2 separate regions of the Homo sapiens genome follow, and region 2 is linked to region 1. Evidence: read pairs that join two places in POLR2A ChIA-PET (ENCODE). Cell type or tissue: CD4-positive, alpha-beta T cell. All regions are shown on one strand. Each heading gives the region's core, and the rest is flanking DNA. Links, peaks and the distances in the headings are about the cores only.

The links. Peaks named below come from ENCODE experiments on the same cell type or tissue, not always from the same donor. Only the 100,000 strongest peaks of a DNase experiment are listed, where the experiment ranks them.
Region 2: POLR2A ChIA-PET joins it to region 1 with 5 read pairs; 2 of 35 experiments call an interaction of 5 or more read pairs at or near these places.

Annotation. Positions count from the first base shown.
Region 1 is chr2:134,196,573-134,202,967 of GRCh38, forward strand. It overlaps a transcript of MGAT5 not described here. Among named protein-coding and RNA genes, the nearest start is that of MGAT5, 54 kb to the right of the region's middle. In CD4-positive, alpha-beta T cell, for the core only: no CTCF peak of the experiment used is centred there; no DNase peak of the experiment used is centred there; H3K4me3 peaks cover 670 bases.
Region 2 is chr2:134,320,413-134,327,490 of GRCh38, forward strand. The region is part of intron 4 of MGAT5 (alpha-1,6-mannosylglycoprotein 6-beta-N-acetylglucosaminyltransferase); the gene reads left to right. Among named protein-coding and RNA genes, the nearest start is that of MGAT5, 70 kb to the left of the region's middle. In CD4-positive, alpha-beta T cell, for the core only: no CTCF peak of the experiment used is centred there; a DNase peak (open chromatin) is centred at 4,729; H3K27ac peaks cover 1,823 bases.

The DNA.
Region 1 (6,395 bases), core at 1-5,000:
TTGTTTTCCCATAAGGTTCAACTCCTAATGATAGTCGATGCTTGTAAGTGACATGGATCTTTAGCTCCGCTTTTATAGTTTAGAGCAAGCTTGTCCAGACTGCGGGCCACCTGTGGCCCAGGACGGCTTTGAATGCGGCCCAACACAAATTTGTAAAGTTTCTTAAAAAATGGAATTTTTTTTTAGCTCATCAGGTTTCCTTACTGTTAGTGTATTTTATGTGTGGCCCAAGACAGTTCTTCTAGTGCGGCCCTTTGGTGAAGCCAAAACATTGGCTGCCCCTAGTTTAAAGGCTATGTCTCCTATCTCATATTTTAATAGGCTAAGTTGTACTAGTTTAACAGGAATATGTGTGTTTGATTTACAAGGGGATTTCCTAAAGTTGTGGCCTCTGCCTTTGAATTTTCAACTACTTTAAAAAATACTCTTAAGGACAACCTTAACACAGTTCAATGATTTCTTAATTAGTTCATCAAATATTTATTGAGTTTTTACTGTGCCAGGTACTGGGATGTATGTGGTGGATGGTATGGGGGGTGGTCAGGGATACAAAGATGAAAAACTGCTTCTGCCTTTAGGAACTCTGCAGATTGGTGGGTTGGCAGGTATGTATGCCCCAATATACTTCAGTCAATATTTCAAAGTCTTCCAAGCCCTTAGGAGTTGGAACATTTTTACGTTTGAACTTGACCGTGATGTTGTGGAATTTTCTAGCTCAGGAAGGGCCTTCTAGGCAGGAGAAACAGCATTAGCATTACGAGGTGATGCTAGACCTGTTCCAGAAATTGAGTAATTTATATGAGAGAGTCTGGTAGAAAATTCAATTCAAAAGGTCGGTTGAGACATTGAGTGACTGGAAAAGCAAAGCTTGTATTTTCAGGTGGATCTAGCACTTAAAAATTGGGATTTGAGATTAAAGAGAGATTTCTTGAACCTCCTGGTATAACTTGCTATCCTTTGGAGTCAAAGACGATGATGTCGGCCATCTTGTTAGGCTAAGGAGGAAAAGGAAAGTATGAAGGATTTGCTTCTTGATCAGTAGTTCTTAGTCATGTTCCATGTAGGACGGAAAATCTTTGTATTAAGGAACATGTTCAGCTGCTGTAACAGAAACCTCAAACAATACTGATTTAAACAAGACAGTTTAGTTTCCTTTTACTTTAAAGTCAGCTAGAATGGCATTTCTGCCTGCTAAAGTTATAGGGGGCTGGGCTCCTTCCTTCTGGTTGCCCTGCCACCCCCAGTGTTGCTCTCCTTTGTATGCCCTGAAATAAAGGAGAAAAAAAGGGTAGGAGGAAGGGCAAGGAGGAATGATAACCCAGAGGTTGGGTAGATTTTTTTCTACTCCTGTTCCACTTGGCAAAATATAATCACTCTGCCACTCAGCTGCAAGAGATAATTATACTCTGTAGTGAGATACTCTGCAAAATTCCTGCTCCTATGGAAGAAAGGGAGAATAGCTTTGGGGGAGCAATAAGGATCCAGTATATCCCATTTGGGCCTTGTCATCTGTACCAGAAGCTACTGGTAACTAGAAATGAATTTTTAAGCCTGTATAGCCAAGAAGGGTAGCAATAGTCCTTCTTCTTCTGGTTCTTCATATTGAAAAATGAAACTGATTTTATAAGCTGTGTCTGCCTCTGCTAGCTCAGTGAGCCTGTTCACCAGCCCTCAGTTGCCCTCCCTGAACTTTGCCATCATAGGCAACCCATGTGCACTGTGGAAGGTGCACTTTCCTTGCTGTCAAGCTCTGTGTAGCTCTGAAGATCACCAGCATTCTGATCCAGTGTTCTTCAGACTAGCAAGCAGCTTCAGAATTACCAAGCAAGGAGCAGGAAGTTGGCTGGGAGATGCCTTTTACCCTTGAGTCTAGCTGGGTGTGTGAGGCTTGGCTGTTTTGGCCCATCTGGTCTCCATCCAAGGTGGCTGAGTTAAGATCTTTTGGGCATTGTGCTACAAAGCAGCTTGTCAAGCTGGAATTCCGTTGGTGTAGGGGAGCATAGTCAACCTACTCTGTCCATGTTCCTTATGGCAGCTGCCCCCAAACCTGCCTAGTGGTCAAAACTACCTGGAGAAGACTAATGGGTTCCTATGATATATTGTAGTGGATCAAGTAGTGCACGTTCTCAGGGAGGTGCCCAGGAGTGGACTTTTAAGCAAACACCTTCTCAGGTCTGATCATGGGCCCACTTTGGGAACCACTGCTTTGCATTCTTCATCTTACTACTTATAACTTTTGGTAACTGCATCATGTTTCCCTTCCTTTGAGGGGTTTATATTACAGCTTAACTTGTAAATATTAGGTATTTAGTTGTTTCTGACACTCAGCAAGTATAAAAGAGGCCAAAGTTTATTTTTTGAATGAATGGTATTTGTGTGTTGTTACATAGCTCCCTTGAAATGTATTCTTGTGGCACATTGTCTTAAAACATTTTGGTTAACAGAAGGTAAAAATTAGCCCACCAGGAAATGCTGCATTTCCATTTCAGAAAAACTAAATGCTTCCATATTTTCCAGAGTTGATGATAGATTTGAAAGTAAACATTAAACTCCATTCTGGACTTGGTATGTTAAGCTGCTATTTCTTGGGGAAATCTCATGTATATAATTTGACTAAATTCTTGGAGTAACTGTCTTCCCTTCCTTTCTTAATTGCACATCTTTGCCTCTCCTACTCCTCTGATAAGAGGGCAGTGTGTTTTCCTGTTCCGTGATGTGACTCAGAAGCATGTACATATATCCCAGAAGACAGCCTCCCGGGATGGAGCTGAAGTCTCGGAGGGAGTCCTGGCAGAGGGTGCAAGCTTTGGGACCAGCTGTGGACTGAAAGCTGTTCTTTGTGTCACCTGTGGACTCTCAGTTCTCTGGTGGAGGCTGAAATTTTAGGGCTGGCTGCTGGCTGCAACTGTATTTTGCTTGCCTGCTCCTTTTTTTTTTTTCTTCTAAAAACAGTGGCCTGAACCTCCTTCCACTATTTGTTCTGTGAGGATGGAGCATTAAATCCCTGCTTAGAAAACAGTGATCTTTGCCTTGTTCTATCGGCTGCTCCAACAGCTCTCTGTCAGTATTCCATGATTTTTTTCTCTGACTTTTGGATGACTTGAATACTCATTTTGTGGGTTCATTCTCCTAGTTGTTTAGAATCATTTGCTTTTTCTTTGTTTCCTTTATTATTTGAACCTTCAACTGTGGGAAGCTTACCGAAAAGTGTTTTGCTTGGGAAATGCTCCCCCTGCATATGGCTACTATCCATTGTTGCTCATGAGTTCTGTTGGAGTTTGAGGGAAGCAGATACTGATTGGTGCTCTGTATGTGGAGGTTGTGCAAATGGCAAGAATGAACATGCTTCTTGCCTGCAAGAAGCTTCAGTGGTCCAGTGAAAAAATAAAACCCACAAACAGTCTTAAAATCATTGATTAGAGGTACAATTTTGGTAAACACCTGAGAATTTTTCTCTGTCTCAGGTAAAGGATGTCATGTTGAAATGAGGAATTAATTACGTGCAGATAGTAAGTCTTTTATTTGGCAATGAGGACTATTTTAGCTGGTGTCCCTGCCTCCCTACCCCGCCCCCCAATCCCCCCATTCCCCCCCTGCCCCGCCAAGGCTGAGAAAGTCACAGCTTTTGGGAAGTATTCCAGAAATATCTGACTGACTGACCTTGGTAAGGACACCATAGTGGTCACGCTTGAGGGGTTTAAACAGATTTTCTGCCAAGGGAATATAGTCTCTAGCCTGAATACTTCAGACAGGGATGTCTGCAAGTCCCCTGACATCTTCCTTCCTTTGTAGATTCTTCTGGAAATTTCTCTCATGTCTGCAGTGATGCTGCCTTCACAGGAGCACAGCTGTTCTTCCTGGCTGATGGCAGTTGTTGCCAATTAATGGTGTTACAAGTCTCTTTTTCTTCTTTTCTCTGTTGAGCCTCTTTGTCCTTCACTCCCTAAATGTAATCAGAGAAACCCTATTTGGTGTAGACTGAGTGTCTTTCTATATAACCTCTATTAGCATTAGCCTTTCTCCATTTATTCACTCATTCAAGGAATAGTTGAGCACTTAGTGTGCCCTAAACTCTGTTTTAATCACGAAGTATGGAGTGAGCAAAACAGATGAGTTCTCTGCTTCTGTGGAGCCTATGTTCTGGTAAACGAAATAAACAGGATTTGCTGGGCATGGTGGCTCAAGTCTGTGATCCTAGCGTCTTGGGAGGCCAAGATGGAAGGATCACTTGAGGACAGGCATTCAAGACCACCCTGGGCAACATGGTGACACTCCGTCTCTACAAAAATAAAAATAAAAAAAATTAGCCCAGTGTTGTGGTATGCACCTGTAGTCCCAGCTATTCAGAAGGCTGAGGCAGGAGGATTGCTTGGTCTTGCTCTGTCTCCTGATTGCTATGTGACACGATCATAGCTCACTGCAGCCTTGAACTCCTGGGCTCAAGCCATCTTCCTGCCTCAGCCTCCTGAGTAGCTGGGACTACAGGTGTGTGCCACTACTCCCTGCTTGTCTTGTGTTTAATCATTCAAATACCTTTATTAAGGATGCCCTCTGTGCTTGATCTTACTTCGGGGGCTATTTCCTAAAAATATAATCTGGAGAGGCTGTGGTCTTTGCCCTCTGGAGGGCCGCTTTGGTTTAGTTGAGACAGGTTGGGCTGTGAACCAATAGCTATAGTCGAGTGTTAAATAAGGCAAAAGTAGGTCCAGGGGTTGGTAGGAGCAGGAAGAACTATCTTTTGTTCTCTTTGAGCTGGTGGACTGGAGTATGGGGTTGGGATATTGTAATCCTCTTATGCTTTGGCCATAATAAATTATTTTTCTGTATCTTTTCTATTTAAAAAGCCTTTTTCTTTTCATACTGTTTGACATTAGGGAACCAGTAGATGGGAGGGAAGATGGGATAATGGGGGTGTGGGGAGTGAGTAATTAGATTCCCCTTCAGCAGTCTCAGAAAAGAAGTCAGCATCTTCCACAGCACCGGGTCAGCTTGTGATGGTTCCAGACAGGGTGAAACAATTTTTATGATTTGTCTTCAGATCCTTTTCTCCTTTCACCTTCGGGGCGACCTGTGCTTGTCAGATCCTCCACGGCAGTTGTTATTGTCAAGTGAGGTAACAGTGGCACAATGCTAATGAGAAGGCAGAATGGTTGTCCAGGGTGGCCTTGGTGGCCGCCAGGCGCCAGCATCTTTATCAGCTCTGACATGCTGCTCAGAAGGCCAGCTCTCTGGGCCAAGCGCTGCTTTTTTTTTTTTTTTTTTTTTTTTTTTAATTGAGAGGAGTGACTATCCCTCCAAAAGCTGCTGATTAGCACTCTGGCTTGAAAGGCTCCATGCTAATATGTAGTTTGCTACAAAGATGCCAGGGTTTGGTATGGTCACTAAATTATTTTCCCTTCTCTGATAATTGGCTGGTTGATACTAATGAAGAGATGCAACTATTTTCATTATATTATTATTGAATACCCTTGAAACCACCCACCCCAAGAACTTGGACTTATCAGTAACTCATATCTATCTATGACATCCTCTCTTCTTCCATCCTCTGCCACCTGACCCAGCAGCCACTATTCAAAACTTCATTTTCTTGTTCAGCTTCTCTGTCTTTTGCCGACTGCTATGGTCTGAATGTTTGTGTCCCTCCAAAATTCATATGTTGAAATCTAATCCCCAACCTGATAGTGTTAAGAGGTGTGGGGCCTTTCAGGCCTCTGATTAAATCAGAGGGAGGAGCCCTTGTGAATGGGGTTCATGCCCTTATAAAAGAAGCTGCAGGGATTTTGTTTGCTCCTTCTGCCATTTGAGTACACAGCTAGAAATGGCATCTATGAAGCAGACAGTAGGCCCTTACCAGATGCCAAATTTGTTGGCGCCTTGATCTTGGATGTTCCAGCCTCCAGAGCTATGAGCAGTAAATTTCTGTTGTTCACAAATTGCGCAGTCTAAAGTGTTTCGTTTTACTAGGCTGAACAGACTGAGGCACTGGCCCAGGGTTTAGCATTCAGAAGTGTTGCCCCAGGCATCAGCCTCTGGCTGCCAGCCTCTACAGCCCAGCTCACTTTGTGGGGATGGGTGGGGTAGGAATGTCCTTAGGGACTTGTGAGATAAGCAGTGTCTTCAGAGCATGTTTTAGCCAGGATCTTTTTAAAGACATTCTTTAATCCTATACGGCCAATTGTCTCCTTTTAACCACTATTTTCTAATGCTATCTTTACCGTGCAGAATGCAAGTCACAGATAATGTAACCCAACAACAAACACAATTCTCCCCCAAAAAATCAATGCAATTTCCTAACTGTAATGTAAAAGGAAAAAAAAAGGAAAGTCATGCGGAGTCAAACAGGCATTTCATCATGTAAATGCGTGGGCCCACCTGTCCTAAGACAAAATGAAATA
Region 2 (7,078 bases), core at 2,079-7,078, 130 kb after region 1:
TGAATTTTTTACAGACTTTAAGGATATCCATTTCACCTAGAACCTCTTGGGAATCAAAACCGGCTGGCTTCCCCTTTATGGACTGGGGGAGGAAGGGGTTGGAGCAGAGTAGGCAGCTTTGGGGTCTTGTGAAACAGGTTCTGGCCAATTCTGAGGTCATGCCTCCACAGACCCTCTGCTGCCCTTTCTTTTTATTCTGTCCCCCGTTTTTGTTTGCTGTTGCTGTTGTTATTTGACCAATAATAACAGCTGGTGATGCCATGCAGGAAGGAGAACACCTTCATTTTTGAGGCTAAATAAAATATTCTTGCCATAGTTTTCCTTTTGTGGGATTCAGATGCCTCTCTTTTCTTTGCCATAGGGTGATGGGGATAGAGGCCAAACAGTATTGCTAATAGGGCATGTGGCCCTGATTCTGTGGGGTTTGCCCCTCTCTCAGACTATTACTTCTTTTGCCTGGGTGCATTCAAGTTACACTTTTTGGGGGTTCCAACCGGGCTCCATGATTTTTTGGGGGAAGGGGGACAAGGTTGTTCCATTGCCATCATGAAAACCCCAGAGCTAACGATAGTTAAAATACCTCTTGGAAATGAACAGCTCTGAGAGTTGGGTGTGTGAGGCTCCTCATTAGCAGGCTGCTGGCAAATTGACTTGATAGCATTTATATGAGTTTCTGGCTTCCGGCTTGGGTGGCTTGTGGCCTGCCTTCTCATTTCCTTCTCCAGAGGAGTAAAGCCTGGGGCCATGCGTGAACCTTCACTCTAGTTGAAAAGTCAATTAGAAGTACCTCTCCTGCCCTGAGGAAAAGGTTCCTCATTTAGTTTAATTTTCAAAAGTTTTATTCCCCTTTCTACTTGAAAGAATTTAGCCAGAGTCTGACCAAGCTCCATGATTGACAAGCTGGGCTAATTTCATGCCTTCCTAAGCCTTTGCATGTTGGGGTATGCTGCTGAGGCAGAGGATTTTACATTCCCATACTTACATCTCCTTGGAAGGCATGGAGAGTGATCCAAATGGAAGAGACTGCAGTTATTTGTGACTTCTTTCCCTCCCTTTGTCACACTTCACCCCTGCTCCCAGTGAAGTATATGGCTAAGCTGAGAGAAAAGTGAGGTTCTGGGGAAGGGAAGTAGAGAGGAATACGGGATGAAGAGACATGATGGATCACATATCACTTGCTATCTGAGGCTGAGTATTTCATTTTGGAACGAGCAACTACGTTTTCTCTTCCTGAGGTGTGAAATACGCTTCATTAGCTCATACCACTCTCTTCTTATGCAGATATCGGGTGGTCTTTTTGTTGCTTGGCTGAATTCTGTTCAGTGAGCAGTTATTGAATTCATTGTCAACAATTAATGAAAACACATTTTCTTGACACCACGTTATGTGTTAATCATTGTAAAAGCAACAGGAAGAAAGGATGCAGGTAACTGAACCAGGAGAATGGGTGGAGATAACTAGGGACCCCTTCTTACAAGTTTTAATCTGAATATAACCCTGAACCTCAGGGCTTTTCTATGTTATCATAGCATTGTAATAAGTACCCTGTGAGAGTTGAAGGAGAATGTCACCAATATGGTCCCTTCAATAGGAATAATATCTTAGAGTCACACCTGACATCAGCTTCTGTTTCTGCTGCTTTCTCAGCTCTATGAGGTCACTTAACCTTTTGTGCCTAGGATTCTTCCTTTATGAAATAATAGGAATGTACTTAGAGTACAACCCGGCAGATAAAAGACACTCAATAAGCATAACTGACACTTCCGTGGTTTTAAATGTTGTGATCTTTTTGGAATAGTTGTGGGGTGTCACTTTGCCTTGGACATTATATGTGGGAACATTGTTCCATTTTAGAATTAGAATCAATTTCTGGTTCTCATTTACCAGTGTAATGCAATTTTAGATCCTTTGACTTCTGGTAATATAGAAATTCAGCTGTTTCCCTTAATGCCTATTTTTAAATTGACAACGTTTGTATGTATTCATGGTATACAACTTGGTGTTTTGATATGGGTCTGCATTGTGGAATGGCTAAATCAAGCTAATTAACATGTGCATTACTTCACATACATATTTATTTGTGGTGAGAGTATTTTCCCTTGATTGGTCATTTCTGGACATGATACTTGGGTTTGCACTGGAATTAGCTGCACGTATGGACCCAGTGCACCCTACCATTGTTAATGTGAGATTAGTAGAGATGTTTTGTAAAACCGATTAATTCCTTTTTAGTATTTTTAAAATCCTGGACAATATCTGTGGCTTTGTAGGAGCTGTTGGTTCACTTGTGTGGTTTTATTCTTTCCTGCTGTCTTGAAACTTTCCTTATTCTGTTATTTAAGTTAACTCTGAAACCTGCGTTTTTATTTCCTGTATCATCTAGGTTTCTCTTGCAACTGGGGAGATGATTGAGAGAGACATCTTCATTTGAGTTGTTAATGTGATCAACACATGCACCAGTGACTTTTATTCTATTCCTAATCCTTATTGAAAGAGCCAGTTCTTGTTTTGATCTATGTTTAACATCAGAGCTTTAACAGATGCCAAAAGGACATGAAGTAAAATGTCTCTTGTATAGTCAGTCACTAGTGGAATTGGAGCATTTAGATTCAGACCTGTCTTAAGAGATGGTACTCTTCCTTCATTTTTCTTTCTTAGGGTTGTCTCAGTTCACCAGCTTCCGCTGAGTTATGGGATTAGAAACTTCTGTTAGTACTTTCACCCTCACCAACTTGTAGTCTATGGATCTTTTTTGGTTAAATCCCAGGAAGAAAAGCCATCAATATTTTTCCTTAAAATACCCCCACAGCTGTTTGTTATATGTCTGACGCTGTACTAGAGATGGTAGAGATAAAAGCTGAGTGGTTGCCTTTCTTTAGAGGTGGGACTTTGGGGCAGACAAGAGAAGAATGAAAGACTATTGATGCTCCACTGTACCAGACACCTCAAATACAGAATAACTCCATTTTATTTAAGTGACTTCAGCATCTGAGGATTTTAATATCCACAGGGGTCTTGAAACCAGTCCCCAACAGATACTGTGGGTCAGCTATACACAATCTTATTTAAACCTCTTGCCAACTCTAAAGAGTAATGGAGAGCCAAGTCATAGATAGCTCAGAGAGGTCAAGTCGCTTATCCCCAAAGTCCTGCACTTTTTGTTCCTGCTGTCTCCTTTATGATGAAGGAAAACGGATCTTAGGTAGCTAACTTGCAGCCATTGACTTTGCATTCAGTTGTATGGTTAAATCCACTTGTGATGGGAAAATGGCTCTAATTTAGCTAACTTGAATGAATAGATCTTCATTGCTAGTTGTCTAATACTCCATAATTTCGATACCCTACGCCTCCAAAAAAACACAAACTCTCTTGCTGCCATAACTCATGAAAACCAGGTGTCAGCCATTCCAAGTGGTAGGAATGAGCAAATGATTCATTAGGCAGCCTTGTATTTCCAGAACATCAGGCAGTTCATTTTCTGTATCTGTTTTCGTGAGCCATGTAACTACTCCCATTACAGAGACAGGGCCCTATAAAGTAATTACTCTGAATGTCATTGTTTCAGGTATATTAACTTAACCATCTGCAGAGCCTTTTACTGCTATCAGCTTTTACAAAATTTAGAATGAATTTCTTCATCTCTGTTGATATTATGTTGATAGATGATACTGATGTATTTGACACTGGCACTTTTTTTTCTTTTTAAACAGTTGTTACAGAACCTAGGAAGCATCATACCTTTCCAGAGTTCCTAATTTGTTTATGCTTTTCTTGTATGCACTTCTGTTGCCATTGCAAGTAGAGTTGCTCTGAAATAATCAAATTGCCCAGTGATTGATTGCTAGATCTTAGGATGTGTGCAAGCTATTGCTTCAAATGCCAATTTGGACTAGATGCATGAGAGTGTGTCTATGACTCTTTCACAAAGGAGCAAAAGAAGCAGTTTCATGCCTTACTTGTCAATCTAGTTCTTATATTTCATAAACAACAGACGTAAAGGTCTTTGCTTCTTTCTGTTCTCCCTTGGCAGTATGTAAAACTAATATTGGCTGAGCATGTAATTAACCTTGAGTTTAAATTCAGCATACTTAATCCCTTGATTAATGCTAAGATTAATGCCCAACAGGAAAGGTTGAAAGCTTAAATGTTTGTGAATGCGAGCATGAAATGAAATCCTAATAACCAGTACAATGATTTGGATTTATGAGCTGTGTTGGCTGCTAAAGATAACTTGGAAATGGTGTTGCACAGACTAATTTGTCAAAGTGGGCAGTGATAAAGAATAGACTGCTTAGGTTACAGGACAAAACCTGAATGTAAAAACAACTAACGTTTTGGGGTGGGTCAGGGAGTACTTTAAAAATATCACCGGATTGTTGCCCGAGAATACCAACACACACCCTTCAAATGTTCAGCCATTTGAAATGGGAAATTCCTTTTCCTCAAGATAATATTTCTGGGCAGTAAAGGAGGTGGCAGAGATTTATGATCATGTTCTTTTCACCTTCTCTGTTCAGCCTTTATTGGTATCTTTTTCATCTGTATATATTTGTTGCTCTTACTACCTGAGTTCTAAGACATCCTTAGTAAAAGAATTTAAAAAAAAAAAAATCCTGAGTTTACAGAACAGTATTTGTTAGTCAGCCTAACTGATCTGTTAGTTTCTCCCTTTAGCCCCTCACCCACTAAAGTTCTTAGCAACACTTCCTGTTTATGAATGTTATATACCACAACATTTATATTTAGACTTCTTGTTCTGGCCTCCACTCTACAAAAATCAGAAGGGCAAAGGACAAGACTTGCCAAAACCCAAATCAACACTTCTTTGACTGCTTCTTGGAACACATGTGGCAGGATGGGGCTTCAATGCTGTCATCTCCAATTTGTTTTTTATACACATTTAAATATCGTCTCATGTAATTTCTATTGTATGACCCTAAAAATACTTTTAAAATTATGTTTTAAACTTTTTAATATGCAAAATTTCCAGCATGTACTACAAAAGAGTTTAACAAACTCCTGTGTGCCCGTGATCCATATTCAACAATTGTCAATCCATAGCCGGTCTCATTTCATTTATAACCTCCTCTGCTTCATTATTTTAGGACAAATCTCAAGCATCATATCATCTGTTTCAATGTGTATCTCTAAAAGAGACTTTTAAAACATACTGTACAACTATTCTCATTATAACTGCTAATACTATTTCACACCTGAAAATTAACATAATTCCTTCACATCAGATTAGTATTCACATTTTCAGGCCATTGTATAAATTAAAGTTTATTTATTTGAACTGGGTTTCCAGTAAGGACCCTAAATTGCAATTGTTGATGTCTCCTAAATCTCTCTTCATTTTAGGTTCTCTTCCGTCTCTTACTTTTCCTCCTTCTAATTTTTTGTTAGAGAAACTGCTTCATTGCCTTAGAGTTTGTCTTACTCTGAATTTTGGTTACAGCCCATGTTGTTGCATAACCTGGCTCTTTGCCCCCTTGTATTTCCAGTAAAGTGATAGCTAGCTCTGAGGTTTGATCAGAATAGTGCCTAATATTGTTTGTGCAAGTTATTTCATGGATAATGGTATTATATACTTGAGTTGGGAGGCACATAATGCCTGATTTCTCTTTCTCTCTCTCTCTCTTTTTTTTTTTTTTTTGATGTTAGCAATCATTGATCAGTGCCCAGGTTCATTAATTCATTAAAGGTACCTTCTTAATATATCAGGAATACTTCTGTGCAGAGATGTGACTCTTCATCAGGTATGTGATCACCCTAAGAGGAAATTCATAGAAGAAACCATTTATTTCCCAGTTCATTTCCTAGAATTTCCAGCTTTTCTTCTTTTTGCTTGCTTGCTTTTTGTTTTTTATTATCGTTATGTAGTAATGGATTAAAACATTTGAACAATCCATTGCAGTTATTTTCTTACTGATTGTCAAGTTGCCCCGCTTTGGCCAGTGAGGACCTATTCATACTGCTTTCTCAGACCTTTTGACATGACCATGGTAGTTTGTAATAGTTTTCTTGTTCTGTGGTATGCCAAGATCTTCCAGATTCATCTCATACAGTTCCTGCCCTAGGCCTGGAACCAGCATCTCTAAGAACCATCTTGCTCCCCCGGCCTGCATACCACCCCAGTTTCCTTAGAAATAATGCTTAGGGGCCACAACCTGAGTGCCAAGAGCATTAATTGCTATTGATTTTTTTCTGGCTGCTGGAGATGTAACAATGAATAAACACTCCTCATTATGGTTGTGTTATGTAAGGAGAGATAGCTAGCAACATCAAAAAAGTAAGATGTATCATCTAGATTGTAGTGCATGCCTGGGGAGAAATACTAAAGAGAGGGCAAGAAGTACTTATGAGAAGTGATGGTGTCAGTTTTGGATAGAGTGGTCAGGATAGGCCCTACTGAGAAGGTGAGAAAATGATGTTGGACCATATTTGAAGAAAGTGAGGGAGTAAGAAGTGCAGATATCTGACAGGTGTTTAGCAGGCAGTGGGAAGAGAAGTGCAGTCGCCCTGGAGTGACCATTAACACCTAATGTTAACAACAAGTACAAGCAAAGTCATCTCCACAGAGAGTTTTGTCTGTTTTGTTCTCACGTACAATGATGTCTGGCACATGGGTTTATTGAATGAATGGTTCTATCTGAAGCATTTTTTAAAATTGGCTATAGTTTTTTGTTTTGAGTGGGTAACTTCTAGCTCTAACCCTTCCGATCTTAAAAAAAATGTTGTAAACTTTGTAACATTAAAATCCGCTAAGACATTTGAGTTGAGACATGAAGCAGGGGCGTTTTGAGCACTGATTAACACATTTAATATACAGTAGTCCTCTCTTATCCATGAGGGATATATTTTAAGACCCAGTGGTACCTGAAACTGAGGGTGGTACCGAACCCTCCATATACTATACTTTTTTCTTCTTCACAATGTTATGGCTTCTCTTTGGCATATCTGAATTGCCAGCATCATTACTCTTGAGCTTTGGGGCTGCTATTAAGCAAAATGAGGGTTTATTGAACACAGGCACTGAGATACTGAGACAGTTGATCTGGTAACATAAAGGCTACTA